2 separate regions of the Mus musculus genome follow, and region 1 is linked to region 2. A link is a loop called in an ENCODE intact Hi-C map of the cell type or tissue named here. Cell type or tissue: heart. All regions are shown on one strand. Links, peaks and the distances in the headings refer to the core of each region. The heading gives the core; the rest is flanking DNA. Region 1 has its middle 84 kb from the start of Gm25564. Region 2 has its middle 63 kb from the start of Cmpk2.

Region 1 (16,415 bases), core at 3,321-11,320, 1.9 Mb after region 2:
CCACTTCCATCCTTCTGTCCTCCAAGAAAAGCAGGCACATATGATATCAGATATCCATGGATATCCTTCATCAGATATCCATGCCCTTAAGGACAACTGTCCCACATCCCCCAGACTGCACAGTGCCCAGTCTTCCACCTCCACTGGGAGGAGCTTGCAGGAATCAGTTAAATTGATTGACACCAAGTGACACATAGATGGATAAAGTTAGACCACACAATGTTGTTGCATGGGATGCTGTGGAAGCCTCCGGATTTGGCCTTAGAATCTGTCCATACATTTGTATATTCTCCACTTACACCCATCTTCAGATGAAGTCCTCAAGCCAGCACACATGAAAACCGGGGTTAGCGCAGGATGACAGCGCACAGACCACGTGAGCAAGGATGCCGGGAAGGAGATGTACTGACGTGGGCACCCTCTGCCCCACTAGAATGTTCTCTTCTGGTGAGTGGGAATGTTCTTAGAGACACCCTTAGATAAGACAGAAAAAATCAGAAACCTGTCTGACGTCCTCACCCGACTTTGTCTGAAGAGCTAGACACTTGCACTAAAGAATACTCTTGTCAGGAATAGCAGGAAGACCTTGCCGTGACATCTCCCAGTTGTGTGTCACAGGGGTTATCTCTGTGAGTATGCTTGCTCCTTCCTTATTCCCACTCCTTTTCCCTCTATTTCTCCATTCTTCTCCTTCTTCCCCTTCCCTCTCCCCCTCCTCCTCCTCCCCATCTTCTTTCTTCTCCTCCTCCTCTTTACTCTCCTTCTTTTACTGTAATGTCTGCAGGTGATCCCTGGAAACAGCTTCAAGTTCTTTTGGAAGTATGGAAGCCATGGATAATAACTCATCAAAATAGAGTGTGTGTCTGACTCTCATTAAAACCACAGAGCAAGAAAGCTGTGCCACACATCCACATACTGCAGTAAAGTCCATCATTCCTTTGCTATTACGGATACTAAACATATGCAAGGGGTTATATTAGGAAAATAACATTGTGATTTAAGATGAAGAAAGAGAAATGATTTGGAAAAGGTTATCAATGATGTCTCCAAAGACTGATATATCAACAGCCTCCAAATGGGAGATGAATCTCCATGCATCACTGGGGACTCCCATCTCTCCTCTTCAAGAGCCTGGCAGTTAGTAAGATCAGTAGGAAAGAAACTACATCAGGCTAACACATACTGCGCCCCAAAGGCTTAATGTTCAGCATCTCACAGACAGTAACCCAGAGACTGTTTACAGAAGTTGGACAAGACTGCTTTTGTGCTAGCACAAGAATAAGTAACCCAGTATATCACAAATCTGTGGGGAGTACTAAGAGATCCACTGAATGAAGTCACAAGCATCTTGCTCTGGCAGGTTCTTGTGCCCATTAATAACTGCAAAATGCTTTCAAATATTCATTATCAAATTTCACTCTTCCATTAATCATTAGAAAGGGGCCCTTTTTGAAAGTGTTGAAATTGGGGCTATAGGGCCACTCACTTCATTGAGTCACACTCAGGCTCTGGTCTGTCACAGCTGAACCATGATCAAGGCCCCTCCACCATGCCTGAACTCAGCTTTCTGACAGTGCCCTGGATGGGAGAACGTTGTGCCCCTGTTGGGTCCCTTGCAGCTTGTTACTGCAATACAATGGAAGGGGCAGAGGTCCATTCTATCAGGCTTCAAGCATCCCTGTGAGGGTTCATGTTCTTTCTTCCACTGTAGAACAGCCCAACATTCATGAAAGAGCTCTGCTAAACCCCGGGGACAAATCCAGAAACATTCCCAGTGCCATGAACACAGCCCCACTGATCAAATATGACATGATAACATTAAGATTCACCAGTAGCCTGCCTCTTGCCATTCATAAGAGAGTGGGGTTAAGAAAATACTAGCATTCATAGGAAGAAGTTAACTGGATATCTGTTGGCCTCTAAGAAGCAACTCAGATCTGAACACCGAGTTCAAGTCCACTGAAGCAGTTCAAGCTCATTATTCCCCGAGTCCAGGAAAGCCTGTGATTCCTCCACCCCCAACACAGATGACATATTTCCAATGTGGACAGTGATGGATATTCGGTCGGGTAAATGCCATCGGCATTACCTCAATCAATATAAATGGAAACCCTAAGGCAATTGATACACAGAGGGCCGGCGAACCTTTTGGGATGCGGCTGGCTATAAATGGCAGCAACCCTCGATGGAGCTTCTGACATAGCCAGAGATTCACAAGCTCCCTTGCTGGACAAATGCGACATCTTCACACCACGTGCACAGGATGACTGTCCCTGCATGTGTATAACACTCTCTGAAACCGGTACACCTAGCCTTCTGTTCAGCAGTGAGCTTGGTTAAAGTCTTCCGAGTGGCACAAGCTGTCAGGCTTCGTCTTTGGTGAATGGTAGGTTTCACTAAGCAGCTCTGCTACCACTAATCCCACCTCATAGGGATAAGAATGTGAGGGATTGTAGTCTCCATGACACAAGATACTAAAGGAGTATTGAAGGATGGATGAGGGAGGGCTCCTTCAGCAAACTGCTTACTACACAGCAATGAGGACCTGCGATTGATCCCCAGTACCTGCATAAAAATAAACTGGGAATTTATGGTTTTGCTTCTTCCCTTGGGGTGGCCAGGCACTGCTACATACCAGGCAGGGATGGATGAAGTGGAACTGAGTTCTGAGGTCTGCTTCTTCCCTTATGTCCAAGGCCCTGAAGCACACTGACAGGGAAAGGATGAAGTGAAGTCTGGAACGGGTGGGTCAGCAGGATCCCAGTCCAGCAGTGATTGCCGGTAGGGAGGTGGTCTCCTCTGAAGATTTCAGTGTTACAGATCTTTTACAAAACAGTTTTCTTAGATGACAGTCAATGAAACAGCTTGTGTTCTTTATTCGGGGTGAACCCTGGAGAGGGGGGAGGGGTTCTTCTTAGTGTGAAGCTTCATTGGCTGAGGTTCTGGGGTACCTCATTTGCATGGAGAATGAACCTGTGATTTCACCAAGGATTACATGACATTCCTGAGGTAGTATGGGAGTCAGGCTCCCCAGAGAGGGTAGAGAAGAGAAAGCCCTGCTGAGAAAGGGAGCCCTCCATTTTGCACAGAACTTCCGGGAGCTGTCCATACATGGTAGACTATGACCTTTAAATAGCTGGATCTTCCACCAGGAGTTGTATGCACATTTGCTACCTCATAACCGAGGGGAATCGAGATAGGCAGAACCTTGGGGCTCACTGACCATCCAGTTTAGACCAGCCAGTGAGCCCCAGATCCCAGTGGGCGGACCTGCCTGAGAGGATGTGACATATGGCTCCTGAGAACAACATCCGAGACTGATCTCTTGCCTCCACACAGATTCACACAGGGATCTCTACACATGTGTTGGGGTGGACGCTCAAACACAAAAATGCACAGAGAAACACAAGCTGTACAGAGCTAACTCCTCAAGTTTTGCAGCTGGTATTTAGGTCTGATTCGGTGCAGCTCTGTACCAGTGCCAGGAGTGAGGTGTAGGGCTGGACCAAGCATCAACCCCACTATCCTAGTGAAACTATAACATTTTAACCAACTGACTGAGTTGTAGACCCATTTAAGAGGCAAGGGAGTCGGGAAACTGCAGTTCAAATGGGCTTGGATGAGACTAAGTGGCTTCCATGCACTATTTAACCTCTCTTTGCTCCCCACTTTTCTTATCTGTAAATTAGGGATAACTCAGGGTGTCTTGCAGAGCAGAACTGAGGATTAAATGAAATTGTGAAGATAAAAGGCTTAGCCGAGGCCCTGTCCAGGGAGAGGATTCCGCTAGAGGTGGCTTTCATTATTCACCAGTTTAAAATGTGTTTGATCCCAAGGGCTCAGCTGTGATCCTTCTCATCCCCATTAGAGGACAGGAGCTGTGGTGGGTAGCAGGTGGCCATATGTGGAGCAGGAATGGAAAGGCTGGAGAGCAGCAAGCGGGTCTTCAAACTAGACTCCAATCACCAAGCCTGTAACACTCAGCCTCAGCTCGCAGATCTTATCCTGTAGGAGGTGTTAAGAAAACCCTCCAAGTATGCCAGGTTTGCCGGCTGTCCTTGGGATGCCAGAAACATTTCAAAAGAAGATGGGTACAGGTACTTTGCAGGCTGCATGGGGAGAGAAGCCGTCAACAGTCTTAACCAGCTGTGCCATTCTGTGAGCTAACAAGAGCCAACCCCGGAAAGAAATGTCTATGACCGGAATAGTGGTACAGATGTTGTGGGGGTAACCAACGTCTTTCCAATCCTAGTGGACTTAAATCTTGATCCACAGGCGTAAACTGATGCTTCCTGGTGTAAGCCTGGCCAGTAGCCTGTGGGGAGGCAGATCTTAAGCGCTACTGCTAGTTATTTTGCGAAAGGGACATCACATCAAACTGTCTTATAAATACTTTTTCTTATTCATATAGACCAGGGCAATCCTTCATCACAGAAACGTCTTTATGCAGCCAATGACGCTTAATTCTGAGACTCATAACTGGTCAAAGAGTATATGTAACTGCAGAGAACTCAGTCCTGGATGGAAAATCTGTATCATACCTTCAGCCCCAAGGCTGAGGGAATATCATGGAAGAGGAAATGGAAAGATTTTAGGAGCTAGAATCAGGAATGATTTTTGTGAAATTTTGTCTCCTGGACATGACAAGACCACTCCACTCATGAACTCACAGCAGTTATGGTTACCTGTGTAAGACCCGTACAAAAGCAAGTCAACCAACATGGAGGGGGAGGGGCTTATGAGGAGCCATGGGAAGGTGAAGGCCACTGTGGGAAGAAGAATCATTTTCTTCATCAGTGCGGCCATTGTAGGAAGTCTACAGTCCAGTGGAAGGTACCCCATAGCCTTAAGAATGTAAGCAGTATGTGACATGTAACTTGTCTTAAGCATGTGACAAGAATTGTACTCAGTGGGTGAAAAGAGGGGAGGAAGGAGGAGAAGGCAGAGCTGGGAGGAGATGAAGTTTGTAAGGACATGTGGGAGATGGTATCTAGAATGATTGGAGAGGGGAATGGGGGTATATATTGTTGCACAACATTGTTTAGTGTGTTAAATTGCCAAAGAATAAAGTTAAAATGTAAAACTCAAAGGACCTGGGCCTTTGGGAGATGGCTTGAGTAGGCAGGAACACTTGGTCTGCAAGCACGAAGACCTGAGTAGAAATCCCAACACCCAAGAAAACACTAGGCTTTGCTAAGTGCACCAGTAAAGCCAGCATTGTAGGATCCCAAGGATCCAAAAGAAGAGCTGTCAAGACAGCCTGAGCTTCTGATTCAGTGGGAGGCCCTGCCTTAATAAAAGGTGATAGCTATACAGAGAGACCCTGTCAGAAAGAAAGAAAGAAAGAAAGAAAGAAAGAAAGAAAGAAAGAAAGAAAGAAAGAAAGAAAGAAAGAAAGAAAGAAAGAAAGAAAGAAAGAGAGAGAGAGAGAGAGAGAGAGAAAGAGGGAGGGAGGGAGGGAGGGAGGGAGGGAGGGAGGGAGGGAGGGAGGGAGGGAGGGAGGGAGGGAGGGAAGAAAAGGAAAAGGTGAGAGAGGAAAACAGCCAACTGGTCTGGCATCCATATGTGCCTGCACACACATTCGCACATCCACATGCATGCAACACACACACAAACACACAGAATAGAGCTGAAGTGGCTAAACTCTCAAGCTCCTTCCAGCCTTTAGATTGTCCCTTTCTAGGTCCCAAGGCACTGCATGAAAGCCACAAAGAACAAGCACAAGCCTAGGCAGTCAGAGCAAGGCTCAGCCCAACCCATCTTTAAGACCCTTCATGCTACCTTAAGGTGCCCAAAGCACAAAGGGAAGAGCCGAGGGGAAAACGCGTATCCTGGGCCATTTGATCAGCTCAGACTTCAGTTGAAAGCTCTGAGGCATTAAGGAATTTCGATTGTGACTTAGAATTCCCCAGCAACTCTCCAAGAAGGATGGGGAAACTGTCTGGGTGTCCACATGGCATCTGGAAACCCCAGAAGTAACCAGCAGTTTGGGCGGCATTTACTATCAGGGTTTTCACTGCCGCTTCCAGGAGCCTCCCACAGCACCGACCACAGGTAGGGATCCTCCCCAGTGCCTACCGTCGCTTCCTATTACAGAGGTGTCTGAAACCGCGCTCTCCTGTGGACCAGCGTCCAACAGAATGTTCAGTTTCTAAGGCAGAGTGAAAATAAATCTGTTGGTGACAGTGAATGAAAATTTCTCTAGGCGAGATAAAAAAAAAAAAAGGAAATAATAAAAAAGAAAGAAAACACAAAAGCTCTGCATGTAGATTGCAGAAAGGAGAAAAATATTCTGAATTGTGAGACTTCTGGGTTTTCCCCTTCCCAGGAGGAAATGGGCTACTTAGGAGAAAGCTCCTCAGAATGGCAGCACCTGGACCACTTTCCAGCCGCTTTTGTCCTCACTAGGAAGGGGGCGGGGAGAAGATGCGTTCGTGGGGAAACATTGCCATCCAGTGGTCAACTTGTGCATTGCCCGATAAAAACAGGAAAGAAAAAAAAACGCTTGGTGACATTTTGTCAGTCAACTGATAAGTGCTGAGAATACTTGTCAGATGTCAGGCTGAGAATACTTGTCAGATGTCAGGCCAGATCATTGATACCACCCTTCAAACCTATAGGAATTCACACACACACACACACACACACACACACACACACACACACACACACACACACACACGGCACTCTAAAGGCTCCAAGGAGCGAACCAGCTGTGTGAATAAAAGAAGCAGAACTCAGAGCTGCTCTAGGACCCATTTGCCTGGCCATGTCCCAGAGACAACTGCTCCCAGTCACCCTGAAGGGTTGGTGCATGGTGATTCAGATGAGGCGGCTGCAAACAGCAGTTTCCACAGTACCCAGAAATGGGTTTTCCCAATTTCTGTTTGTGCCATGTAGCCTCCCACCGTCGTGAAGAATAAATATGCTTCCCTAGTTCCTTTATAGATAGACTTTGGGACAGAAGTCCAAATAGAGGGATGGATAGACTCACTGTTCCTCTTGGGTGATGACCTCAAGTCCTCAGCCAAGTCAATGGCCTTACGGAGGACGGGAGACCTACCTAGCTTATCTTTTCTTCCAGCTCGGCATGAGGGCTGAATGAGACATTGACTTTACTCTTTTTCACTTGGAGTAACTGACCTCTCAGACCAGCCTCCAGGTTTGGATTTCTCATCTCTTGTAAGTGATGGGTTTTTGCCTCCCTCCCCCAGCCCACTCTCCGCAGTTAGGACGGTACAGTTCCCCTTGATGATCTGGATGTAAATTCCCCCATCTACACCTACAAGGTATCATATGGTCAGAAGTCAATCTTTAAGATCATATCAACCACCAGACCCCCCAGAACTCCCAGGGACTAAGCCATCAACAAAGGAGTACACATGGCTCCAGCTGCATATGTAGCAGAGGATGGCCTTGTCATGCATCAATGGGAGGAGAGGTCTTGGTCCTATGAAGGCTCGATAGATGTCCCGTGTAGGACAATCAAGGGTGAGGAGCTCGGAATGGGTGGGTGGGTGGGTGGATGGAGTAACACCCTCATAGAAGCAGGGAGAGGGAGGATGTGATAGAAGGTTTCCAAGAAGGAGAGAAACCAGGAAAGGGGATAACATTTGAAATGTAAATAAAGAAAATATCCAATTTTTAAAAAAGGATCATTTGTTCTCGTGTAATTAGCCAGCAGCTTAATTTACAGTTTCTAAATTTTGGGGCATGACCTCATGTGGGGTCACATGGCTGAACTAACATGTTAATAAGAGGTTTGTGAACACAATGCCTAAAATTTAATTGAAAACCACATTCAGAATCCAAGGTGTGGATGGTGGAGTTTCCCAGACAGCATCGTGAGACTTCACTTTTCCCTGCATGTGTGGTCCCAGCAGGCAATATTCATAAATACTGAGCAGGTGGGTGTGAGACAGGGTCGCACTATTTCAACCAGGCTATCCTCCTGCCTCTGCCTCCCTAGTAGAGGGATTAAAGACCTGTGCCATCACACCTGGCTCCGATTCAAGGCTGTATTGGTAATAGAGATTTTAATTGAACTGCCATGTGTTTAACTGGACATACAAGGTTTCTTCTGCTTGTCGATACACAGTGCTTCCATTACGGAAAACAAAGATTGGTAACACCCCTACCATTCTTTAGCATGCATCGAGTGACTGTATCTTCAGGTTGCATTACATTAGAGAATTTTACCTGAAAAATTGCTAATCTGGGTTGCTGACTGTAGCTGTGAATTAGTTAAACTGCTTCTGCTCCCGGTGGGTCAGGCATGCACTACACCCATCCAAGAGCTCTCTGGATTCACAAATGAAAGACACACACATACACACACTCGAGTGGGCCAGCTAATTTTGATATGCCTTAACTAGCTCAATAGCTGAGCAATTCTAAATTTCCCTGTGGCTATTCCCTCTCCAGTATTCCTGTGTTAACATCTTTTAGAATCTATATTTATCTCTGCTACCCCACGCCCTGTTGGGGAGTGGCCACTTTCCCAGATCCTTATATGCCAGCAGGCCTTTAAGTTCCATCTTCCTGCTTCCCCCATCACGGCGAATCTCCATCCCTCGTCTCTCTCCTGGCCCCTCTCGCCAGTGCAATCTAAAAGTCCAGCCCGTGCAATTCTAAAAGAATTGGCTGTATGGCAATTCTTTATTATCAAAGCCAGCTGGGGCAGGGACCTCAGGTCTGGAAGTGTGGCTTTTGGGGAGCTGAAATAAGACAAAGCATTAGAACCAATCCCCAGCAACTGACCTGAGTTTCTTTACCTTTTTAAAAGTTATTCTTTGAATCTGGGCTTCCTAATAGAACAAAATTCCCAGCTATTTCCAAGAAGAGCCTCATCACACTTCCGCTCCTTCATACTGCATGTTTAGGCAAATCTGTGCTCACCACTGGTGACCACAAAAGCAAAACTTCCATTAACTCTGAAAACCATTGAAGATGCCCCATGTCCTGCAGCATCAAGTATTAAATTCTCTGTTTAAAAATAAATAAACACATCCACCTCTAATATGCAAGTTTGCTTTTGTCATCATAAACGTTAAAGGTATATGTTCTCTAAACAAGTGTTTAAAAATAAACTTATTATAATAAATGTTTTATATTTACCTACTTTATATGGCTATATGTCTAGCTTTGTGTAAAAACTTCTCAGGTAACAAGGGGAAGTCGGAGAAGCCTTTAGGGAACCGCCCTGGCTCTTGGAATGTCTCCCTGTCCTTCTGTAGTGTGGCTGCCCATGCAGGAGCTCAGTCTGACCTCTTCTCCCCATGGATGTGTGCTTCACTTATCAACTAGAGAAGTAGAGAAGAACTCAGAAGATTGAATATGAATGATATTTGTTTTTACTATAACCTTGCTATTAACTAAATAGAAACATCTGTGAATTAGTAGAATCGTCATCTTTGAAAATGTGGCCATACATTCTTAGAGGTCAGAGCCCACAGATCCTGGATTCCAACCTGTGTCTACTTAAACCTCTGTTAAGACAAGCAGTTGTTGCTTTCAAATAAATTCCTTAACTAAAGTGAAAGTATTAAAGACCCATGCTATGTCTTATATTTACCAAATAAGAAAATCAAGTATGGTCCCTTCAGATTTCAATGAAAAGTGTAAAGAAAAAAATTTTCTCTTTAGTCAATTACCCAAATCCATGATCAGGAATCCCACTGTTGTGGATGTCACTGAAGGGGATGTGCAGGTCCGTGCACTGCAGCTCTGCTGACAATAACTAACCCACATATCCATCAACAGTGAAGGCATAAAGAAACTGGTGTATCTACAAAGTAGAATAGTATTCAGCCACACCAAAAAGAAAAAAAAAAAAACAACGAAAAAAGAAAAGAAAAATAAATGAATGAGTCTGTGACATCCTAAAAGGATTCAGAAGGTGAAATAAGCCAATCACAGAAAGGCAGCACAGCATGACCCCTCACTCCTAAGCTAAAGCTCCAGGTTCCAGATGAGAAAATAGAGGTCCAGGGAGTCAGAAGCCAGAGTGGAGAGCTGGTCTCTGAACACACAGTCATCTCTCCTCATCTGCCGGGGGGGGGGGTCCCAAGAGTCCTATTGACCCCTTAAACTGATGACAGTTACCAGGCAACCCTCACCCAAAGAGAGAGAGAGAGAGAGAGAGAGAGAGAGAAGGAAATGGAGAGAGAGGGAAAGAGGGGCAGGGGAGGAAGAGAGAATTTAAGAAGACTCCAGGGCATAAAACCTGGTTCTGTGTGGCAGTGTCTCAGAACATATAAGAACAAGTATCACACATGTACCCATGCACACGCATACATATGCATACACATAACACACACACGCACACATATGCACACACACACATTGGTATATTTACTTCATTTTTTAAATAATTTCACTCAGCTGAAGATATTAAAACAACAGAAAGAAGGCATGTCCTCGGAGGACTTCTCTGAGGTTCCTTTACCACCACCGAGGTCTACTCAGCCTCTACTCACTCCTCCATATTTAAACAAAAGCACTGGGCTGCCTGCCTGGAATATTCGATCCCAGCCCAGCCTGGCCCAGCTGGTAACTTCAGTCCTGCAAAGCCACAAGGTAGCCTGACCTCAGCCAATCAGATGAGTAGAGCAGTCCATGATGGAATGCTCAGCAAATGCTGGGTGTCAGAGCTGAGCACAGCCCCATGCTGGGTGCTGCTGTCGCGATCTGGGATATATGAAAAGTGGGCCCAGAAGCTTTCCACCCTCTTCTCTGTTTTTAAATCTAATTGACAAAAAGCCCACAGAAGTGCTGTAATATCTCCTTTCTAGTAAAAGGGTGGATATGTTTTGTTTTGTTTTTTAATGTGAGAACTATCAGAAGGCTATAAACAGAAATGAAGGGGAATGGACTGGCAAGATCTCAATTTAAGAAAATGGTGGTGTTCTTTATTGAAAAGGAAAGAGGAAGAGTGGCTGAGGTCTAGAGAGCCGAGAGGGGAGAGAAGGATGAGGTCGTCCACATTAGACTCTATGAACTGGAGTAAGTCTGTCATGAATGGGTGTGTTTACAGCTCTCAGTTTACTGCTGATTTCTGAAAAACACTTTGAAAGCGTGAGGGGTCACCTTGGTTGTTCAGTCTGTGCTTCCATGTCCACCTCCTCAGACATCCACTCAGCTCTTAAGATGTCCCCAGGTCCATGAGGTAGACACTGGTTCTTCACAGGATGATAAAAAGTTGACCACACAGAATTTAAAGATATATTGTTAATTATTGAGGAGAATAAGGAAGTGTTCCTGTGTTATCACAGTAAAAACAGGAGTCAGGAAATATTCTTGTCCAGCTCTGGGAGAGATAGTCTTAGGAAACTCAAGAGGGGAGCTAGGGCAGATGACAGCTCAGCTCTACTGCCTAACATTCCTGTGAACATTGTTAACATCTGCCTCAAACAGAAGCCACTGTGGTGGTGGCATACGTGTGTGAATGGGAGTACATGTCTCACAAGGTAGATCTTGTGGCCCCTGGAACAGCCCAGCCCTATACCCCACATGTACGCAAGAAGCTTCAATGGCTCCAAATGGCAGTGCGCGCTTCCACACAGAAAGAAAGTTTCTCTTTCAAGTGCTTATTTGTAATAGAAGGATCTTTATGATCAACCAACACTTTGAAATACATATCTCATTTTTAAAAAGCCAGTGTCAGCAGATGAATACTAAAATAAATCTGTCCTTTCAGCCCATGTAACGCATTAGGAAGGAGTGCTACCCTCCAGCATCTCACTTGTGTGTAGATATGAATTGTATTAGTCAGGGTTCTCTAGAGTCACAGAACTTATGGATAGTCTCTAGATAGTAAAGGAATTTATTGATGACTTACAGTCGGCAGCCCAATTCCTTACAATTGTTCAGTCGCAGCTGTGAATGGAAGTCCAAGGATCTAGCAGTTACTCAGTCTCACACGGCAAGCAGGCGAAGGAGCAAGAGCAAGAGCTAGACTCCCTTTTTCCAATGTCCTTATATTGTCTCCAGCAGAAGGTGTAGCTCAGATTAAAGGTGTGTTCCACCACACCTTTAATCCCAGATGAAAGGTGTAGCCCAGATTAAAGGTGTGTTCCTTAAACTCGGAGATTCAATCTTCTGGAATCCATAGCCACTATGGCTCAAGATCTTCAAACCAAGATCCAGATAAGGATCTCCAAGCCTCCAGATAAGGGTCACTGGTGAGCCTTCCAATTCCAGATTGTAGTTCATTCCAAATATTGTCAAGTTGACAACCAGGAATAGCCACTACATGAATGAAGCAGGAATATGCTAAAGAAGGAGAAAAAAAGAAAGAAACGCTTGTGAGGCCGAAGCTCCAGAGACAGAAAGGAGGTCTGGAGAGCCAGCTGGAGAAGACACTGTGAGCAGCCACAGGTATATGTTACATGCTATCTCACTGCAGCCACAAGTACATGTTACATGCTATCTCACTGCAGGCGAAGGCATCCAAGGGCATATTTATATTACATTCCCAGAGGAATGGCTACATAACAGATTACACCACTGCTAACTCTGGGTCCTCCAGTGCCATGGTCCTCTGGATGCCTAGTGCGGTGCCATGGTCCCCTGAATGCCTAGTACGAGCCTTTTTAGGACATTCAGAGTATCCAGAATGGCATCATGGTGGACAAACTTAATTGGCCCGTATGGCCTTCCTTCCCCTCAATGTTTTATATTTTCTCAAACCAAAAGAGCATTTTCTTCTTGGTCTATAGTAACTAGAAAATAAAGACATCACTGGGCCCCTGCAGGGCCTAACTCCATGTTCACAAAGCTTGGCTTTGAAACTGAAGGAAGTTCAGGGGCTTCCTCAACATCTCTATTCCAGGCTCTATAGACTCTGCTGGGATGGTGGACAGCGCACTGTAGACTCTTCTACAGAGAGTAAAATGAACTCCCACCACTCTCTTCAGTGCTCCCACTGCTCACAACAGTGCTCCCACCACTCATGGCAGTGCTCACCACTCACAACAGATGCTCCCACCACTCATGGCAATGTTCACACCACTCACGGCAGTGCTCCCACCACTCACAGCCACTCGTTATGTGCCACATTCCTCATGGTAATCTTTATGCCAACCCAGAACCAAATGGCAAGTTCTGTTACAAAGTCTCTCTTGCATCTCATTCCCAAGAAGGAGAATGTCTCCTTGAGGATTGAGCCCGGCAAGAGGTGGATCTGACTCCGATCAGAAGAATCCAGCAGCAGCATCTTCCTCTCTAAGTGAGGCACTCTTGGGACAGTGTATAAACAGCTCCTGGAACAGCACAGCCATGGCCTGGAGTTAATGAGGTTGGGCCACACATCCAAGGAGGGGAAAAGTCTGCCCCAGCCAAAGTGTCCCATTGTCCGGGAAGTTTTTGCACATTTGTGGAGTAGCAGACCATGATAGGAGCCCAGCATGCCACATGCTGGCTAGAGAAGCCAAGGGTACCATTAGGAGAAAGGAGATGCCTTGACCTCATGGCTCTGGCCAGGACGAACAATCTATTCTGTGTGAGGATTCTGCACTGCTCTTGGTTTAGAGAGCAGCATTTCTCGGGGGAAAGTTTCAAATGGCTTAACCAAAGTGAATAGACACGAGAAAGGCAGAACAGAGAAAGTGTCCCTGTCTCCAGGGACACAGCCTCTGCTGTTCAGAACATGGGCCTGCTCACAGTTCTTTCCAAGAAACCTAGGAAATGCTGAGTGCCACTGGTGTTGGCTTTCCTGGATGGGAATGGATTGTTTCACTCCAGAGGAACAAAAGAATGAGTCCCAGGAGACAGCCAACAGAGTCAGGATCCAACCATTCCTGGGAGAGGAACCTCCATCCCAAAACTACACATAGGACCAATCCTCTTCTCAGCCCCAGGGTCCAGCCAACGTGTGAGTCACCACTGTGGTATCACTGAGTTGAATTAGAACTGTAAATCTCGACTTTTGGCCTGGAAGATATTGTTACAATGTAATGGTAATGTCTGTCACCTATTGGCAGCTAACCCATGCCAGGCCTTGTCTCCTTTAGGCACATACCACAACCTAGATTTTACAGGTGACATGGGAATGGGCTGATACCCACAGGCCTTCACATTTTCAGACCTCTGTCCCTGTGCTGTATGCCACCAGCAGGCCACTCACCCCAAGAGTGTGTTGTCCTTGAATGGCTACTGTATGCCTTCCATCCAAACAAAATGATGCCTTTTTAAGTTGATATACAAACAGAATCATGTTTCCATCACTGAGGAAAATCCCAGTCAGATAAGAACAGACCTATAATTTCAATATTCAAGGTGATAAGATTCGGAATGAACTTACAGACAGGCCTCTGGGTATGCCTTTTAGAGAGTAACTTGATAAAGTTAATTGATGTAAAAAGACCTGCCCACTTTGGGTAGCACCATTCCCTAGGCTTGAATTCTAGCCTACATAACTAGAAGAAAATGGTATGGTGAGATGACTTAGTAGGCAAAGATGCTTGTGTGAAAGGCTGATGATAACTCGATTCTGATCCTTGGATCCCACAAGAGGCAAGAGAGAAACAACTTCTGAGAGCTGTTCAGTAGGACACCTGTGTGCCTGTGCAATGAGTGCACACACACACACACACACACACACACACACACACACACACACATACACCAAATAAATAAATACTTTCCAGGCAGTTCCACAACTCATCTGGCAAGAACTCTGTACTGGCTATTTTTATGTCAACTTGACAGAAGCTAGAGTCATTGGAGAGGATAGAGTCTTAACTGAGAAAATGTCTCCCTAAGATGAGGCTTTAGGCAGGCCTGTAGGACATTTTCTTTCCTTTCTTTCTTTCTTCTTTCTTTCTTCCTTCCTTCCTTCCTTTCTTTTTTTGTTTTGTTTGTTTTTTGTTTTTTTGTTTTTTGTTGGTTTTTTTTCAAGATAGGGTTTCTCTGTGTAGCCCTGGCTGTCCTGGAACTCACTTTGTAGACTAGGCTGGCCTCGAACTCAGAAATCCACCTGCCTCTGCCTCCCAAGTGCTGGGATTAAAGGCATACGCCACCACACCCAGCATATAGGACATTTTCTTAATTAGTGATTGATATGGGAGGGCCCAGCCCTCAGCCTGGGCTAATATTTCTGGGGTCTATAAAAAAAAAAAAAAAACCAGGCTGAGCATGACCTGAGGAGCAAGCCATTCCTCTATGGTCTCTGCATTAGCTCCTGCCTTCAGGTCCTTGCTCTGTTTGGGTTCCTGTCCTGATGTACTTTGATGATGAAGAATGATATAGAAGTATAAGCCAAATCAATCTTTTCCTCCCTGAGTTTCTTTGGTCATGGTGTTTCATCACAGCAATAGTAACCCAACTGGAACAAACTCCAAGATGATAATTGCAGCTTCATGGGTAGACTTGGGAGTGTAAGACACTGGAATGAGGAACGGTCAAAGTCTCACGGCAGCCTCTACCTGGTGCTTATTTGGTAACCTCTGCTAACAAAATGTTAAGAGCCCTTCCTCTTCTGCTCATACCATCATGATATTATCAGAGGATGACAATGCATAAATTAAAGAACCACTGCACAGGCGCTTTGAGCCTCTGTTTTCATTCTGTTTATTCAAGGCACAGCTTTTTTTAAAAAATAAATAAATTTTATCACTTGACTCTCTGTTTAACAAAACTGAAGCAGAAAGTTAAGACCTTGAATGTGCTACTTTCTTGCTTACTAATAATAAGCATGGAAGATAGCAGGGATGTGGCCCCATGTTGTCAGTGGCTGTGTTCCTCCAGCATTTACAAATGTCAAACACCACCAGGTCTCCATCAGAAAGTATCCTAAGGCTCTGGGAGTCTCTGGCCAGCATGTAATATAACGGTGCTGTGCTTCTAACTCCAGAAACTCAATGTCCCCTGAAGGAGGCAGCAGAAGTGTCACTGTGCACCAGTCAATGAAAGTGGCTTACCCAAGAGTTATTCAAATTCATCTTTGAACTTCTATGATTTTAAAGCATTGACTATTGATTAGTCAGCAACTCTGATCCAGGAGTCCAGAGGCAGAAGCAAGAATCAGCCTTTGCCACAAACACCTAATGATTCCCTATTGGCTTCACATGCCAGATTCTGACCACTGTGTACTGCCATGTGGGACAAATGTGGGAGTTAAACCAAAGCACCTGACCTTCAGTCCCAATTTCCCAGAACCTACTGTCTCCATAGAACTATACCCAATGTCATGCAAAGACACATACCTGGGGGGATGGGGCACGCAACACTTCCCATTGTTACTAACTACAATCTAGCAAGGCAGATGTAACCATACACAAAGGAAGAAAAGGGGAGTGGAGACTTAAAAGTCAAGGCAATGGTAAAATTGCTGAGACCACTAGGGTTAGGAGGGACTTTCATCACTTAGCTCTGCTCATCTCACTGCTTCAGCCCCATCTCCTTCCAACTCTTCC
Region 2 (16,415 bases), core at 5,505-13,504:
TACACTGTAGATTTGAGACAAGGCTTACTGGAGGAGGCAGGCAGGGCAATATTGTCCCTGGTCACTCTATAACCCCATTCCAAAGAGAACAGTGCTAGGCCAGGAGTTAGAGGGATATGAAGTGTGTGTGAGTGTGTGTGTGTACACATGTGCTCGTGGGCTGTGCAAATATGTGTGTGAGTAGTGTGTATATGTGTACTCTGTATGTGTATTGTATATGTGTGGTATAGGTATATATTTTGTGCATGTTCTATGTTCATCTAAATGTATGTTTTCTGTGTATATTACTTGCATGTGTGTATTATATGTAGTATTTTGTATGTTGTATGTCTGAATAGTATGTATATGTGTGTCTTGTTTATATATGCATAGTCTCTGTGTTATATGTATATACATGTGGGTATTGTGTATTTGTGTTTGTATATGTTTGCCTCTGTATGAGTCAATGTGGGACTACCCTAATATGCATCCTCCAACAGCCTCAATTTCTCAGTTCAAAAAGTGATTACTGAAGTAGCTATGTCAGAGCAAGTCAATGAGCTGGAACCTTCCTATGAACAGCATCAGAGGAGAGAGGAAATGGGTGACTGAATATAGACTGTCTCAGGCACACCTTCTCTGCACCTTGTCAGAGTTCTTATGTCAGTCTGCAGGGGCTTCTGCTCTGTTCTGCTCTATTCTGTCAGTGCATGAGGAAGTGGAAATTAAGAGTCAGTCTAACCTCCCTAAGTATCCCCAGCCAGGGCCTGATGCCATGTGAGGTGATGCCAGACTGGCCAGCAGCCAGAAAAAACATCTGCTTCACTGGGTGGGGAAATGTGCATGCTGGGAGAGCCCCTGTCATGGCAGGTGCTGGAAGCAGCTGTTTCCGGGTGTTGCTGCCTCCTTGGCTCCCTCTTAGCAAACTAGGGGGTCTGCCTCCAACTCAAACCACTGCTGACAGTGGCCACTGAACTAGGGGTGGCAGCAAGAGTCAATTTCAGGGGTGCTGTATGTGAAGCCACCAGACAACTGCTTCTTGAGAATCAATCCCACCCTTTGTGTGCTGATGGATAAGTGTGCCCAGTAGAACGCCAGGTGCTCACAGCATGGAGGGGGTGGGAAGCTAGACCTGGTGGTGCAGAGGGCTTTTATTTTGTTTGGATTGTCTGGTACAAAGTTCTTTCCTGACAAGAGGTATCAACTTGTGGCTTCTGTGTGAATTCTTCCTGGGGACTAAGAGCCAGACAGGCACCATGCAGGAGAGCAGTGCTGAGTGATATCATAATAGCTACAAAAGCTGCCTAACTTTCTGTGGGGTCCTTGACAGCTCAGGCGGTCTGAATTCATGTACAAAATGAGTTTCCTAAGGTTTTGCTCATGGACTGGTGGAAAGATGAACTGAAATGATGCTTTTAAAAGCACCTGCGTCAACACAGACAGATTTTCTGCTTTCTTGGCACAGAGCCATCTCCCGTCCCATCCTTCAGTGCTCAGCTTGGATACCACGTTCTCTCATAATCCATTCCTGGCTCCTGGTGTCTGCCATGGGCTCTGGAATAAGTGGGAGATGCTTTTAGCTGCAAGTGATGGGAGGGACAGGAAAGAAGAGGGTTGATTCTCCAGTCGGTTCTTACAAACGAGCACACCTACCACTGCAACACTGGGCACAAGAGCAGCAGACCCCCCCCCACCCCCGGGATGCATGAGGAAAGTGCAGAAATCCTATCAGTCTGAATCCCTCAGCAATGGCATAAAGATAGAAGCCTGCTAAAAGCAGCGCACGGTGACCCACGCCACACGATGAATGAATAAGAGCTACAGAAACTGTGTCACATAACCCAGAGAAAGGCCTGTGTTTCCCTTAGGGAAGTGGCATTGATAATGAGCAATGAGGAGGTATGGGATGAGGACTGAGCTGTGATTTGAATATGAGTGTTCTTCCAAGGTTCAAATATTGAACCCTAAGCACCCAGAGTGATAGTATTAGGGGGTGGTGCCTCAGATGAGAAGGTCATATGGCTCCATCCCCAGTGACAGAATTAGTGGCCTTAAAAGAGGTTCCCAAGAAACTTGTCCCCCAGCTGCTACTGTGTAAGGATTCCTAGAAGGCATCTATGAAGACAGTCCTTTACCAGACAGCTGGTTTGCTGGTGTCTCAGTTTTAAATTTCCTAGTCTCAAGAACCATGAGTAACTCTCTGCTCTGAAGTGTTTTTGTTGAAGAAATACTGGTGACGAAGATACTGGATGATCTGGAATGAACGCAGGACATCTCAGCTGCGGATGGGTGTCTTCCGACACAACGAGGGGGCTAGGAGTCCTCCTGTGTAGATTTGCATGTGTGTGTACACTTGTGTATTCCTAAGAGTGGATCATCACAGGGATGCTATGAACACTTAACTACCATCTCCTAGACATAAATTCACACATAGGCAAGCTTCAAGTTTGTAGTCTTCTAAAATCTTCCCAAAGATACTAGCTTTGTTGAAATAACTGTCAAAGCCAGAATAGGCGTCCGTCAGAGGCCTTGAACACACCTTGCACTCAGTCTTTAACTGGCTTCATACAACCCTCTGGATGGAAGAATACAGATTCCCCTGGTCAGAACATCTGTGGTTGCTCCACACTTCTTCCTGTGTCTTTGGTGTCCCAAGGTAGCTTAACTTGCCGTCTCTTGTAAAGTGCACTTGAAGATTATCTCACCTACTATTCAACAGGTAAAAACATCCAACCCAAAGCATCTAAGCCATGGTACCAGTGTGGGTAGCTGTTCTATGCTGTGCACGGAGCTTTATGGTATCGAAACCTATACTTTACAAACTCCACCATTCAGTGTTCTTTACAGGTCTATTTTTATTAAACAAAACAAAACAAAATAATTAACTAATTAGTTGCTGAAGCCTTTAAATTCCACATATAGCAGGTTATTTTAGAAAAGGGCATTTGGGGCATACTTTAAATAGCTTAGTATGGGTACGCAGCTGTTTACCTCTTCCTGCAGCAGGTGCAAATTCTTTCCAATGGATTGGTGAAAACCAAATGTCCCTGCATCCTTCTCACAGACAAGCAGTACCCAGGTAACTTCCTGAAGCATTTGTAACTCTTCCGTCTCCACGCAGAGCTCATGCTACCTCCAGAAGCCACACAGGAAAGTTTGTCCAGAGCCTAACAGGGCCTGTGTGGGAGACTGTATTTTCTTGTCTCTGGAATGTATCTCTCCTCTTGTGGTTTGGGGGACATTGACGGCATTTGCAATAGCTGACCCCATACTCTTCATGGTGGTGGTTGCCTTTGTCATTCAATGAGGCTCGAAGATTAGGGCCTCCTCCCTGCTCCCCAACAAAAAGGCAGAAGTAACAATTAGGTTATAGTAGAAGGATTGGCCCTCTCTCCAGGGTCTTGGCTTATCTTACTTTATCCTATCTCAACCTATCTTGATCTTTCTTATCAGCACTCTGTCTTTGGAGACTTCCCTGATAAGGGTTAGTTCTCTAGCCCTAAGTAGCTTGTGCTTCTGCCTACTCTGTTTGTGCCAGAGCTGTGCATACGTGAGTCTTCATGGTGATGTCTGTGACTATCTTTACTTGTGAGCCAAAGGCTGCATAGTCAGAGTGTCCTATGTATGACCTGCATGTCTGAAATCATGTCAAACCCATCTGTGAATACAAAGGAAAGTCAGGAATTGCCAAGGGAGACAATTCTGGAGACCTAAATCCCAAGGAGCCATTATATGTCAGGGTCTTTTAAGAGTACTTTTCTTAAACCTCCTTAAGTTTCATTTGGGATGTCTATGAAAAGGGGGGAGAGTTCTAAAGATGCCTGTTCCACAGAGCCCTGTGAAACCACTGAGAAGCAAGGATGTACTGAGCACAGTGACTGGCAGAGAGGGGATACTCAAAACACCTCTTCACTGGAGTGGCTGTTATGGGGCTATTGGTCATTATAGAGCTATCCTAGTTAGGGTTTCTATTGCTGTGATGAAACACCACAGCCAAAAGCAACTTGGGGAGGGAAGGGTTCATTTGGCCTATACTTCCATATCTTAGTTCGTCTTTGAGGGAAGTCAGAGCAGAACTCAAGCAAGGCTGGGAGCCAGTATTTGATGCAGAGGCCTAGGAGTGCTACTTTCTGGCTTGCTACACATGGCTTGCTCAGACTGCCTTCCCACTGAACCCAGGACCACCAGTTCAGGGATAGTAATACCCACAATGGACTGGGGCCTCCACCATCCATCACTAATTAAGAAAATGTCTTACAGGCTTGCCTGCAGCCTAATTTTCAGAAAAGCCTTTTATTGATTCCTTGTCAATTTCACATTACACACTTCAACCCCACTCATCACCCCATCCCTCCATATCCATACTCTGCCTTGCAATTTCTACCCCCAAAACAAAAAATAAAAATAATAAATAAATCAATAGGAAAAAGCCACCTCACCATGGAAATTTTGGTGTATTACAGTGTGTCGCACAGTATACCTTTTGCCCAATCAGCTTTCCTTGCAAATGTTCATTGCAATGAGTCTGTTTCAAGGCCTCCGGCTTCTGCTAAATACTGGACCCTCACCAGGACTCCTCTTGGCAGGCCTGTTGGTGCCCTGTGTCATGGAGATCCTGCAGCTTTAGCTCTAAAGGACCTGCCCTGTCATGTGTTCCAGCAGTTCACAGATAGGGTAGATGTTGAGGTGGACCAACTCAAAGTACCAAATTTCAGCCTGGGTGGTAGCTGAGTTGGTCAGAGCACCAGCTCTCCTGCTTTACCCAAGTGAGTCGCAGGGACAGCTCTCCTGCCTGCAGCAACTGGCAAGTGGCAGAACTGACTCTCGTGCTCTCACACCCTCAGGCTCCATCTCTGTGTCTATGGTAGCAGGGCCAGTTCTATTGTGTTGCCCAGGCAAGGTGCAGTCCTGCTCTTCTGAGTCCTCCAGTCAGCAAGAGGCAACAGCCCCACCTTTTGAAGGCGTTTTCTCTACTGAGGCTCAGTCCTCTCCCATGGCTTTAACTTGTGTTACCTTAACATAAGGCTACCCAGCACAAATGACCCCTTGTGGACTTCAACCATCCCCGTTAATACAACATTTCCTCCCTTGTTCATTCCCAAGATCGCACATTAGTAAAGGCATCACAATATAAAACATTTTATAAACTTAAAAGTCTCACAGCCTTTATAAATTCAAATAACTAAAATCTCCGTGTCTTTTAAAATAGCAAATCCTTTAAAATCCAGTATCTTTCAACTGTTGGCTCCTATAAAATAAAAAGTAACTGAAATACTTTCTTATTTTAAGGGGCAGGAACCAGGGCACAGTCAATAAGATCAAACTGAAGCAAAACTGAACAGTGTAAATAGCTCACTGTTCAATATCCAGGGTTGGCTTACAATTTTTGAGGCTCTCCCAAAGGACTTGGGTCACTCTGCAAGCTCAGGCATCTGTAGCACACATAGCTTGTCTTTCAGGCTCTGGCAGCCTACATTCTATCACTGCTGCTGTTCTTGGTGACCATCCCATGGTACTGGCATCTTCCAAAAGCTAGGGCCGCTGTTGCAACTGGGCTGTACTTTCATCAGGAGCCTTTCCTAGACTCTCTTTATGGTGACAAGCCTCAACTTCTTTCCATGACCCATTCAGTCCTGGGGTTTCCACTGCTATTGAGGCTGCAGCTTCACCAATGGCCTATCCTGGCCACTTACAGTGCTAATCCTCATCTGCTCTCCATGCCCATTCCATGCCTTGAAACCAGTACCCCGTAGGTGACTCTTACACTACTAAGTTCACTTGCCTGTGTGAGGTACAACCTTGGCTGCTTCTGGAACACAGCTTTTGTGTGCTGACTCTATGGAGACACTTCCCAGAAGTGTCCAGATCAGTGATGCGGGTCTCTTGTTCATTTCTAAACTCCAGTTGACCGGCATCAATCGTCTGAGCAAAGCAAAGGTTTTACATGAGTGCCTCTGACTGATTGTTAATCAGAGCTGACTCTTCAGCCCCAGCTAACCAAAAACCACAGATTCTCAACTCAAAATACCAAATGGCCCCGATAGAGTTTTTCAGTGACTCACAGAACTTCCCTCTGGAACTTCAGAAACTAAGGCACTGTAAGACTCTGGTGAGCCTTAACTTACCAGAGACGCCCTGAGTGAACAATGTGGAGTCAGGGATCGATGCAAAAGCAAGAGGAATTTTATTGTTCCAGCATGCTGGAGTTGCCCTACACACAAACGAGATTGAACAACCCTGTGCAGCATGTTTGACAAATTTTTGTATAGTTTTCAGAGCAGCAGCCATTAGACACAATGTGATTGGCAGAACAGTGACTTTTAAACTGATTGATCTTTAGGAAATGAGGTGGCAAGGACTTCCCTTGTCTGTAGGTGGCCAATGGTCACGGAATGTGTCTAAGTGCTCTGAGCCTCCCCCACACTCAGGTGGCTGGTGGTCGGTTCCCCCCAAGTCCCCACATGGTATGATAAATGTAATTAAGCCTCTTTTCCAGAGAGGAGGGGTGCCTAAGTGCTCCATGACCTTTCTCTTCCAGGAGGGGAGGGGTCTGGTGGGATTTTCCAAAGGCCCTGAGCTGACCTCTTCACACTGTTTTCAATTCTTATCTCCCAAGCTCCCACAGAAGAGTTCACCAAACTTTTTAACCTAGAGTTCCAAACTCCATCCATGATCCTCCCACAAAACAACAGAATTAGGTATGTCGCAGCAATATGCCACATCTAGTACCAACTTATGTTGTAGTTTGAGTTGCTGTTACTATGATGAAACAAAGCAAGCTAGGAAGAAACCGGTTTATTTGGCTTATGATTCCGTATCCATAGTCCACGTCTACAGGAAGTCTAGGACAGGAACTCAAATAGGCAAGAACCTGCAGGCAGGAGCTAATGCAGAGGCTACAGCAGGGACACTGCTTACTGACTTGCTCCTTATGGATGGCTCAGACTCCGTTCTTATAGAGCCCAGGACCAGCATGCCACGTGCTGCCCCACCCACAATGGGCTGGGTCCTCTCCCATCAATCAGCAACTAAGAAAATGTCCTACAGCTGAATTTTATGGAAGTGCTTTCTCAATTGAGTTTCTCTTTTTTAGATGATTCTAGTTTGTGTCAAGCTGACCTAAAACTAGCCAGGACAAGGGCCTGATCCCTTCAGAAGTCCACAGTTTCTCTCAGAACTTCTTCAGCATCAAAATGGCACAAGGTGGCACATCACAGCCAGTGTGATGCTCTCAATCTCAGAATATAAAGCCCCAAAAACCTAGAGGACAAGACATGGGCAGGCTGCTCCTTTCCATTTGTTCGAGTTTGCTATTCTGTGGCTGTGACAAGCTCCATGACCAAAGGTCGTGGACCAAAGTCCACGATTGAGGAAGCCAAGCTGGAAACTCAAGGCAGGAACTGAGAGGCAGGGGAAGCACTGTTTGCTGGCCCACTCTCCCTCTGCCTAGCTTCCTTTTCTCTGTACCACAGGACCACCTTCCCAGGGTCCGTGTCATTCATAGTGATCTGGGCCCTTCTACATCAATCAATAAAATGCCCCCACAGACTTGCCTTATAGACCATCTGATGGAGTCAGTTCCTCAACTGAGAGCCTTGCAGGGCGTGTGACGGCAGTAAGCAAAGTCAGTCATTGCAGTGGGTGGGGACGAGAAAGACGATGACTTGATGACTTTAATGATCTGGATCTAATGTACTTTAGGTCATATTTCACATTCTTTCACAGAGTTGATGATTTTCAGCTCCTCCCCTCACGATGATTTTATATTAAGTTATTTAAAGTCTGCACCAAACGATGTTTTCTACAAGATGCCGTAGGGCAGTATTTAAAGGCTTCAAGTAACAGACTGGTTAAAATAAGCATTAACCATCCTTTTTGTTTATGTATGAGAAGTCCACTCTGTACTGCAGATGACTCAGAAAGAGGCAGGCCTTGGCTGGATTCCCTATCTGTAGGACGCTTTCTGCCTCCCAATCCGGGATGCATGTGAGTTTGGAAACCAGTGGATTCACTAGGAGTTTTTAAGCCCATGTAATGTGCTCACCTCACCAACATTCATGAGGCGTGAGGAGAAAAGGCTCCAGGAGGGGGTGAAGGGCTGGATTCTGCTTGAAGACAAAAGGGAATACCCAAGGAGAGAGGGGAGGGAAGGTTTCAAGATCATAGGCAGAGTCAGAACCTAGCCAGGCATAGGGCAAGTCACCGTTGGCTGTCACGTCAGCCTCCTTCTGGGTGACTGAAGACTGCAGATGGGAAATGGAAACCGTCCAGGTTATCAGGTGAGTGAGATCTATGTACAGGCAAGACTTTGACCTCACTGCCTAACTCCAAATATGATGATATTTCAGCCATTTTCCCTCAATACTGAGGGTTACAAGAGCTTGGGCTAATGTAATTTATGTTTCAACTAAACACTGAGACTGTAACTGGACAAACATCACACACACACACACACACACACACACACACACACACGCACACACACATTTGTATATACACATATTTATTTGAACTGATTAGTAAATTAAGTATGATTTAAAAGTATATTTAATTTTATTTTCCTTTGACATCCCCCCTTACCCTCCCCCCCCCCAGAGTAGCTGCTGGGGGTAGACCCCCAACATAACGAAAAACATTCCTCAATGTTCTGTGCACACTGCCTTTTATGGGCATGCTCAGGTTTCCAAGGCAAGGTGGCTTTGAATCAGTTGCAGGCCTCCTTTCATGTAGAAAACTGCTTAAAGATGTGATATTAGGGCCCAGGGAGACTGCAGAGAGAAGGGACAGTCATTTGCCAGTACTGTCCACTGGGTGGCACTGTTGCTCCACAGAGTGTCTCCATGGCGGGTCCCCAAGGACCAGGGCCAGGACCTACACAAAGGTAGGGAAGGTGTGTATGGTGAAGGGTTTATTAATGACTTTGCCTCCTCTGCGCAGCACTTTTGCGCATCTCCCCGGCCTCAGATCGTTCCTGGGCTCTCTCTGGACTGAGTGCCTGATTTGTTGTGGCCCAAACTGCTTTAGACAACAGCCAAGAAGGGCAGAGACTTCACGTGTGCACAGGCTGCAGTCCCGACGTCACTTAGAAGATTAAAAATAAATTGAAGCACATGTCACTTCAAAGGGGGCACAAAAAGGACATCGGCATGATTGGGCGCAGTAATGAGAAAGAGCTGTAGGTCCTTAGTTTGAACTGTACAGAAAAAAGGATTTTGAGGCTTATTCCCCACCCCTGTACTCCTTACATGAGAGTTAATATATTTTGATATTTAAGGCGCATTCGACACCATATGTGTGTGTGTGTGTGTGTGTGTGTGTGTGTGTGTATCTCCAATCTCTCTGTTTGGATTTGGACTCTGCCCTCGATCAGGGAGCCACATCAAGGAGCCAGGGAGACAAGAGTGTTCATCGGGGAAAGCCTGGGCCACACTGATGTACAAGCACAGAGCCCCTTGTCTGCAGAACCAACCCTACCGGTCCAGAAGGCTTTGTTGCCTACCTATCTATAATATCCATCCGGCTTGGTCTTTTGTCTCTAGGACCAGTCCCTGCAGCCTGGCCCCTCTCAGCCTGAGGTCCACGTTCACACATCAGGCATGTCTTGACTAATGGCGGCTGAGGCCCAATGACTCTCGTTTTTCATGAGTTGTCAGGAGTCTGAACACAGGGAGAGGGGGAGGGAGGGAGGGAAAAGAGGGAGGAGAAGGGGGAGGCGAGAGAAAAGGAAGGGGAGGTAGGAACGGGGAGACATAAAAAAGAGAGGAGGGAGGAGAGGAGGGGAGGGGAGGGAGGAGGGGAGGAGAGAGAGAGAAAAACAGGAGGGAGAGGAAGGAAGGAGAGGAGAAAGGGTTAGAGGTGAGATGAAACCTGAGTGGGGGTGGGGAGAGTGATAGAGGAGAGAGAGGAGGGGGAGGAGAGAGTGAGAAGGAGAGAAGAGAGAACACAGAGAGGGAGGTGGTGAGGAGAGAGAGACTGAGAGAGAGAGGTACTCAGAGGGAGAGGAGCATGGGCAGATGTCCTCATGAAAAATTTACAAGGAATAATCAGAGGTCCGTTCATTCCCTTTGGCGGGGAGGCCCCTAGGCTGTTTGCCCGGGCCACTGGGAGAAGGTGGGAAGAGCCCCCTCATTCTGCAGCAATCTGGCTCCGGTAGGGAAATGCCCCCATGCTTGGTGCACTTGGCCAATCCTCCCGAGACTGGCTTGTAAATGCAGTTCAGGCAAAATTGATGAAGTGTCAGTCATCTGAGGCTGGCAGTTTAGAGAGGTCACAGCTGCAAGGGGCTGCAGGGTCTCACAGAGATGGGACTGAGAAGAGTTAAAGGGAGAGCACACCCAGCAAGCAGGAAGCATTTATCTTCTCCTGACGGGCATTCTTCAAACATTTCTGTGCAGCTCTGACCTCCACCAGCTCTGGCCAGCCAGTGTGAGACTTCTGACTCCAGTTGTGCACTCTTACATTTTCCCTCGAAGGAGTCCAGACCCATCTCCTCACAGCCCCGGGACCCTCTGCTTAGGAAGGAAAGGGGGGACACTGCTGCTCCTAATTGAAACAAGCAGGCAGATCCTGATCAGTAATGGGGATTTCCCACTTTAATTGGCTCAGTGAGTCATGTCTCCTCATTCCCACACTTCCTGAGGCAGGATGGTTTCTCTAGGTGAGCAGCATCAAGTCTGCAGGGGATGGGCCGGGAGAGCTACATAGTAGATGGACATACATCTGGACTTAGTAGCTGTTCTCTGGAAGTCACAAGAACAGATGCAAATTTGGGCTTATCTTAGGATATCTTCTGGGTGGGATCTGAGGCCACTGGACAGATGGCTAAATTGGCTCTATCTATATGCCTTTTTAATTTGTGTGGCTTTAAAATCAGAATCACAAGTAATTTGGTTGTGTGGGACACCAAACAACTAGAGCTTTGCTGGTTGTTTGTCCCGTGTTTGGATCCTGGCTTCCCTAAGCCTCCATGAGGACTCCTAGCCCTGTTGCCATCTGCTCATGAGAAAATGGGATGAGAAGGGCTAGGGACTCTCTGAGGTGAAGGGTGGGGGTGGGGAACAGCTGGCCTCCTAACCCTGTCCTTCACACCCCTCCCCCTCCTCTTTTAATGGCAGTGAAAGTAGAACAGGGTTTGCTTGCCTGTCATGTCCAAAGACCTGACTTCTGTCCCGGTGTGGGAAAAGAAGGATCTAAACAAGCAGGCATGGGAGCAGGAGGCCTAATTTACTCAGCCGTGCACACTTATCCCTATGTCCTTTGCCATTATGAGCAAGGCTGTCGCTGTGTTCTTTCTAAAAGAAAAGGAGATGAAGGCTTGGAAGACAGATTTGTAGCCCATCCTTCTGTCTCAGGGGGCGGAGCCTTCTGCCTCGGGAGGTGGAGACTTCTGTCTCAGGGGGCAGAGCCTTCTGTCTCAGGGGGCGGAGCCTTCTGTCTCAGGAAGCGAAGCCTTTTTCTGGAGTTGGGGTGGAAACAGTTCACTGCAGAAATGTCTGATTTTTAGAGCAAAAAACCCAAAATTGAATGAATGAAATTGTCGCCAGGTTGAAACTGCTATAGGTTGTCAGTAGGAAAAAGGTGTGTCTATCTCCAGGAAAAGGGGTGGGGTGAGGAAAGCCAGGGTCTTTTAACCACAATTTCATGAAGTGTGTAACCACACAAGGATCATTCTAGAAAGGTATGCTTTCTCTGGAGTAGGAAGTCTTAAGACTCCTCAGAGCTGTCAGTGAGAGGTGCACTAACACATAGTACCAACAAGTCACACATATACACACACCACTCATTCAAGAACATGCTCATATGCCATTCCACACATCACAACATACATCACACACAGATCTGCCTACCACCACATATCCACCCTTTCCTATATGGAGGTACACAACCTGCCAAATGTATACCAGTTCCCCACAACATACATGTACGTCATGCCTTATAGCACATCCACACTCACCCACAACACGTGCATTCAGAATGCCAACAAGACACATACATATACACCATATCTCCCACAAAAAAGCATGCACAAAGCATATCTATACTATTAACAATCCACTCATGTCATTTTCATAAATTATCTTTTATAAGTTAAAGACATGTTTTGAGATTGTACTGGCTAGTTTTGTGTCAACTTGACACAGCTGGGGTTATCACAGAGAAAGGAGCTTCAGTTGAGGAAATGCCTCCATGAGATCCAACTGTAAGGCATTTTCTCAATTAGTGATCAAGGGGGAAAGGCCCCTTGTGGGTGGGACCATCTCTGGGCTGATAGTCTTGGGTTCTATAAGAGAGCAGGCTGAGCAAGCCAGGGAAATCAAGCCAGTAAAGAACATCCCTCCATGGCCTCTGCATCAGCTCCTGCTCCCTGACCTGCTTGAGTTCCAGTCCTAACTTCCTTTGGTGATGAACAGCAATGTGGAAATGTAAGCTGAATAAACCCTTTCCTCCCCAACTTGCTTCTTGGTCATGATGTTTGTGCAGGAATAGAAACCCTGACTAAGACAGAGATGTTAGTGCTTAATTCCCAAGGGAGGTTGAGAGTGAGCAGATTCTCTGGCCATGAAAGAGGGAGAACATTAGACATAAACTGTGGGATATATGGAGATCTAAGTGGATAATACTTTAAATGGAGGAGAAGGGGCTTCACTGTAAAGACTGGATAGGAGCTTCATTAAGGGTAAATATGTGTGCGTGTATTTGTGTGTGTGTGAGAGACACACACACAGAGGGAGGGAGGGAGGGAGGGAGGGAGGGTGGGAGGAGAGAGACACACACACACACAGAGGGAGGGAGGGAGGGGGAGAAGGAGAGAGAGAGAGAGAGAGAGAGAGAGAGAGAGAGAGAGAGAGCTGCCATGAGATGAGAAGGATGGTGGTAGGAAGGCCAGATGAGTCTCCTTTCAGAGCAGCTGCCTTCATCTCTGGCATCTCTGGACCGAATCCCCAAGCCAGCTCCCTGAGCAGTCTGGAACAGTCCCCAGAACAAAGGAAAGGTCTGGCTTTTATAGCCTTTCAGGGGTGACAGGAAATTTTACATCACATGATTTAGTTTCACATACTGCACATGGCAGGGAGCATGGAGGAATCAGGTACCACAAATTGAGAGCTGCCTGTCAAGTCACAACACAAACTGCTTCCCAACTCTCTCTGTCTCAGAGAGACCGGTGGAGAGGCATAGCCTGGTTCAAGCCTATGTTCTAAGAGTTATGTCTGCTAGCTCACATTTGTTAAAGGATGGCTTTAATGGCTCTGAACTTAGATGCTTTTGCCTCTTGTCAGATATGTGACAGAGTGTGAATTTTAATTTGTTTCTCACTTCTGGGAAGAACCCTAGTACAGGGGCTGATACACAGCTGGGCAGATGCACTGCTTTTCCATACTGTCCTTCAGTACCTCAGGAGCTATGGTGACTTGGAATGACAAGAGTGAAGAGGCTCTGAAGTCCTCATGTCACCCCTACAACCATAACATCACTATGGGAAGAAAGGAGACTCTCAGGGTAAGCAGAGAGCCCTGGTGCCATGTTCCCATGTTCCCTTTAGTGCCACATGAATCTGTATGTGTGTGGTGATACAGGGATCTCTATGTGTGTGGTGACATAGAACCAGGCTAGGTCCTTGCCATTCTCCTCAACCAGCAGTATGAAAAGTTCCAAGCCTGGTGGCACTGACATGGACAGGAAGTTCTATACTCTCCCTGCTGGTACAAAATATCTGGCAAAAACACATCAGAAAGGCAGGGTTATTTCATCTCGTGGGTCGAGGGAACAGTCCAGCATTTTGCAGAGATGTGGTGGCAGGAGTGTGAAGACACTGCTTGTGTTGCGTCTGCAATCAGGAAGCAGAGAGAGGGGCGGATGCCGGTGCTCTGGTGGCTTGTTTCTTTTATTCAGTCGACACCCAGACTGTGAAATGGCCACATTTAGACAGTGTCTTCTCGTCTCACTTAAGCTAATGTAGAAGCTCCTCTCCGAGACATGCAAAAGAGGTTCCCTCCCTCCCCAGTGCTTGCAAACCACATGCTGGCACATAACAGAGCACGCACTCACCATGGTCGAGTTAGCTTTAGTTCAGAGATGCAGGAAGAGTGTAGCACAAATAAATGCATACATAGATAAATAAATAAATGTAATAAATTGTATAAATGGACTTAAAGACAAAAACATGATCCTCTCAATAAATACAAAAAACGTCTTGGACAAAATCAAATTCCTTCGTAATAGAGTAGGAAGAGGAGGAAACATACTTCAACATAATAAAGGCTGCACATGGCAAATCCATCCCCAGTATCACATGAAGGAGAAAACTCAAAGCCATCTCTTGAAAATCAGGAATGAGGCAGGGTTTCACATGATCCCCACTTCTTTCTCAGTAAAGTTCTTGCAGCACTAGTGGGATCAATAAAGCAGAGAAGGAAATTAAAGGGATACAAGTAGGAAAAGAAGAAAGAAATCAAATTATCTCCATTCACAGACGATATGATGTTATACAATAGACATCTCAAAATTCCACCAAAAAACTTCTAGAAATTATCAATTAGATCATCAAAGTGACAAAACTGACTCACAAAAATCGATAGTCTTTCTGTACTCCAGTAACAAACACACCAAAAGATCATGCCCACAGTCCCGTTAACAATAGTCTCTATAAATATCTAAGAATAAACTTAATCAAAGAAGTGCAAGACTTTGCAATGGAAACTTAAAATTTCTGAAGAAAGAAATTGAGGAAGACTAGGAAAAAAAAACACCCTAGGCTCATAAATTAGTAGAATCAATATTGTGAAAATAAGCTTTCTACCAAAAGAAATTTACAGATTCAATGCAATCTCAATCAAAAATCCCCATTTCATTCTTTACAGACATGGAAACAAAATTCAAGAATTTACATGAAACCACTGTAGAGAGACTCTCTTGTGTAATGTGTGGAAGCATCACCTGTCTATGAAATTCTGTTGGCTTAATAGCTTAAGCAGGAAAGAGGGAGATGGAAGTTCAGGTACAGAGGGGGGTTTCCAGGAGAGAGCCAGGCAGGGAGAGGGATTTGCCCCAAACCCTGGAGGAGGTAGTTGCATAAACCAGGGAGAGGTAACTAGCCATGTGGCAGCACACAGAATAGGATAACTGGGTTAATTAAGTCACAAGCTAGTAGGAATGAGCCTAAGTATATGGCCTAAGCCTTTATTCATAATAATTCAGTCTCTGAGTCATTATTTTGTGAAGTTGGGTGTGGGTGGAAAAGCTTGCCGCTATAAACCACAAAAGATCCCAGATAGCCAAAGCAGTCCTGAAGAAAGTGTGGCATAAGGAATACTGTTGCACATCTTAAGATATATTTCAGAGGTACAGTAATTAAAAAATTAAATAAAAAAAAAAACCAGAACAAAACAAAACAACAATAACAACAAGACCAACCAAAAAAACCAAACAACAAGAAATCTAAAACACATGTGGTTTTATACTGGCCCCAAATCAGACATGTACACCAGTGGAACAAAATAGAAGGCCCAACCAGAAGTGCATTTAACTACAGCCATGGTGATTCTAAAGTCAACTAAATTGACAATCAAGATTCACTCTCACAGAGGAAGGAAGGTTTATGAAGAACTGAGAGTGGAGGAGGTTCTGCAGGTAAGTAAGTGGCTGCTGAGGTTTGACCATCCTGCCAATCAAAGGCTGACCAGCTTCCTTCTCTCTGAGTACACCACTTGCAGGATGACCTTACACACATTGGAAGGCCAGTGGAGAAACAGAGGCTCTTCTCAGCCCATGTATCTCCATAGCTCCATAATTGCATCACAAAATCCATTTTCTTTAAGCACATTGAGTTCCTAGTCGGCCATCATTGGAAAGAGAGGCCCATTGGTCTTGCAAACTTTATATGCCTCAGTACAGGGCAACGCCAGGGCCAAGAAGTGGGAGTGGGGGGGGGTAGGGAAGTGCGGGGAGGGGAGGGTATGGGGGACTTTTGGGATAGCATTGGAAATGTAAATGAAGAAAATACCTAACTAAAAAAAAAAAACACTTAAAAAAAAGAGTTTTAAGAAAGCAAAAATAGACCCTGGCGTGGTGGCACACGCCTTTAGTCCCAGCACCTGGGAGGCAGAGGCAGGCGGATTTCTGAGTTCGAGGCCAGCCTGGTCTACAAAGTGAGTTCCAGGGCAGAGCCAGGACTATTCAGAGAAACCCTGTCTTGAAAAACAAAATAAAAAAAAATAATAAAATAAAATTAAAAAAAGAAAGCAAAAATAAGATGTGTCAATGAGGACTAAGCAAGTCTCTATATGTTCACGCCAGAAGGCATAGCCGTGGCCTTTTGGATACTTGTGTCTAATCATGATACAAACCAGCAGGATAGCTATCAGGGTGGGCTAAAGAACTGAGGGCCAAACTGGATGATGAAACAAATTCCCTGTCTGGGCAGAGAGAAGCTGCCCAGA

The links. Peaks named below come from ENCODE experiments on the same cell type or tissue, not always from the same donor. Only the 100,000 strongest peaks of a DNase experiment are listed, where the experiment ranks them.
Region 1: a loop joins it to region 2, with 13 times the contacts of the local background. A loop is called at or near these places in 21 of 42 quality-filtered maps.

Annotation. Positions count from the first base shown.
Region 1 is chr12:28,426,199-28,442,613 of GRCm38, forward strand. It overlaps a transcript of Dcdc2c not described here. Among named protein-coding and RNA genes, the nearest start is that of Gm25564, 84 kb to the left of the region's middle. In heart, for the core only: a CTCF peak has its summit at 6,452 (motif pointing left); no DNase peak of the experiment used is centred there; H3K4me3 peaks cover 676 bases; H3K27ac peaks cover 572 bases.
Region 2 is chr12:26,524,351-26,540,765 of GRCm38, forward strand. No RefSeq gene overlaps it. Among named protein-coding and RNA genes, the nearest start is that of Cmpk2, 63 kb to the left of the region's middle. In heart, for the core only: a CTCF peak has its summit at 8,790 (motif pointing right); no DNase peak of the experiment used is centred there; H3K27ac peaks cover 848 bases; H3K27me3 peaks cover 118 bases.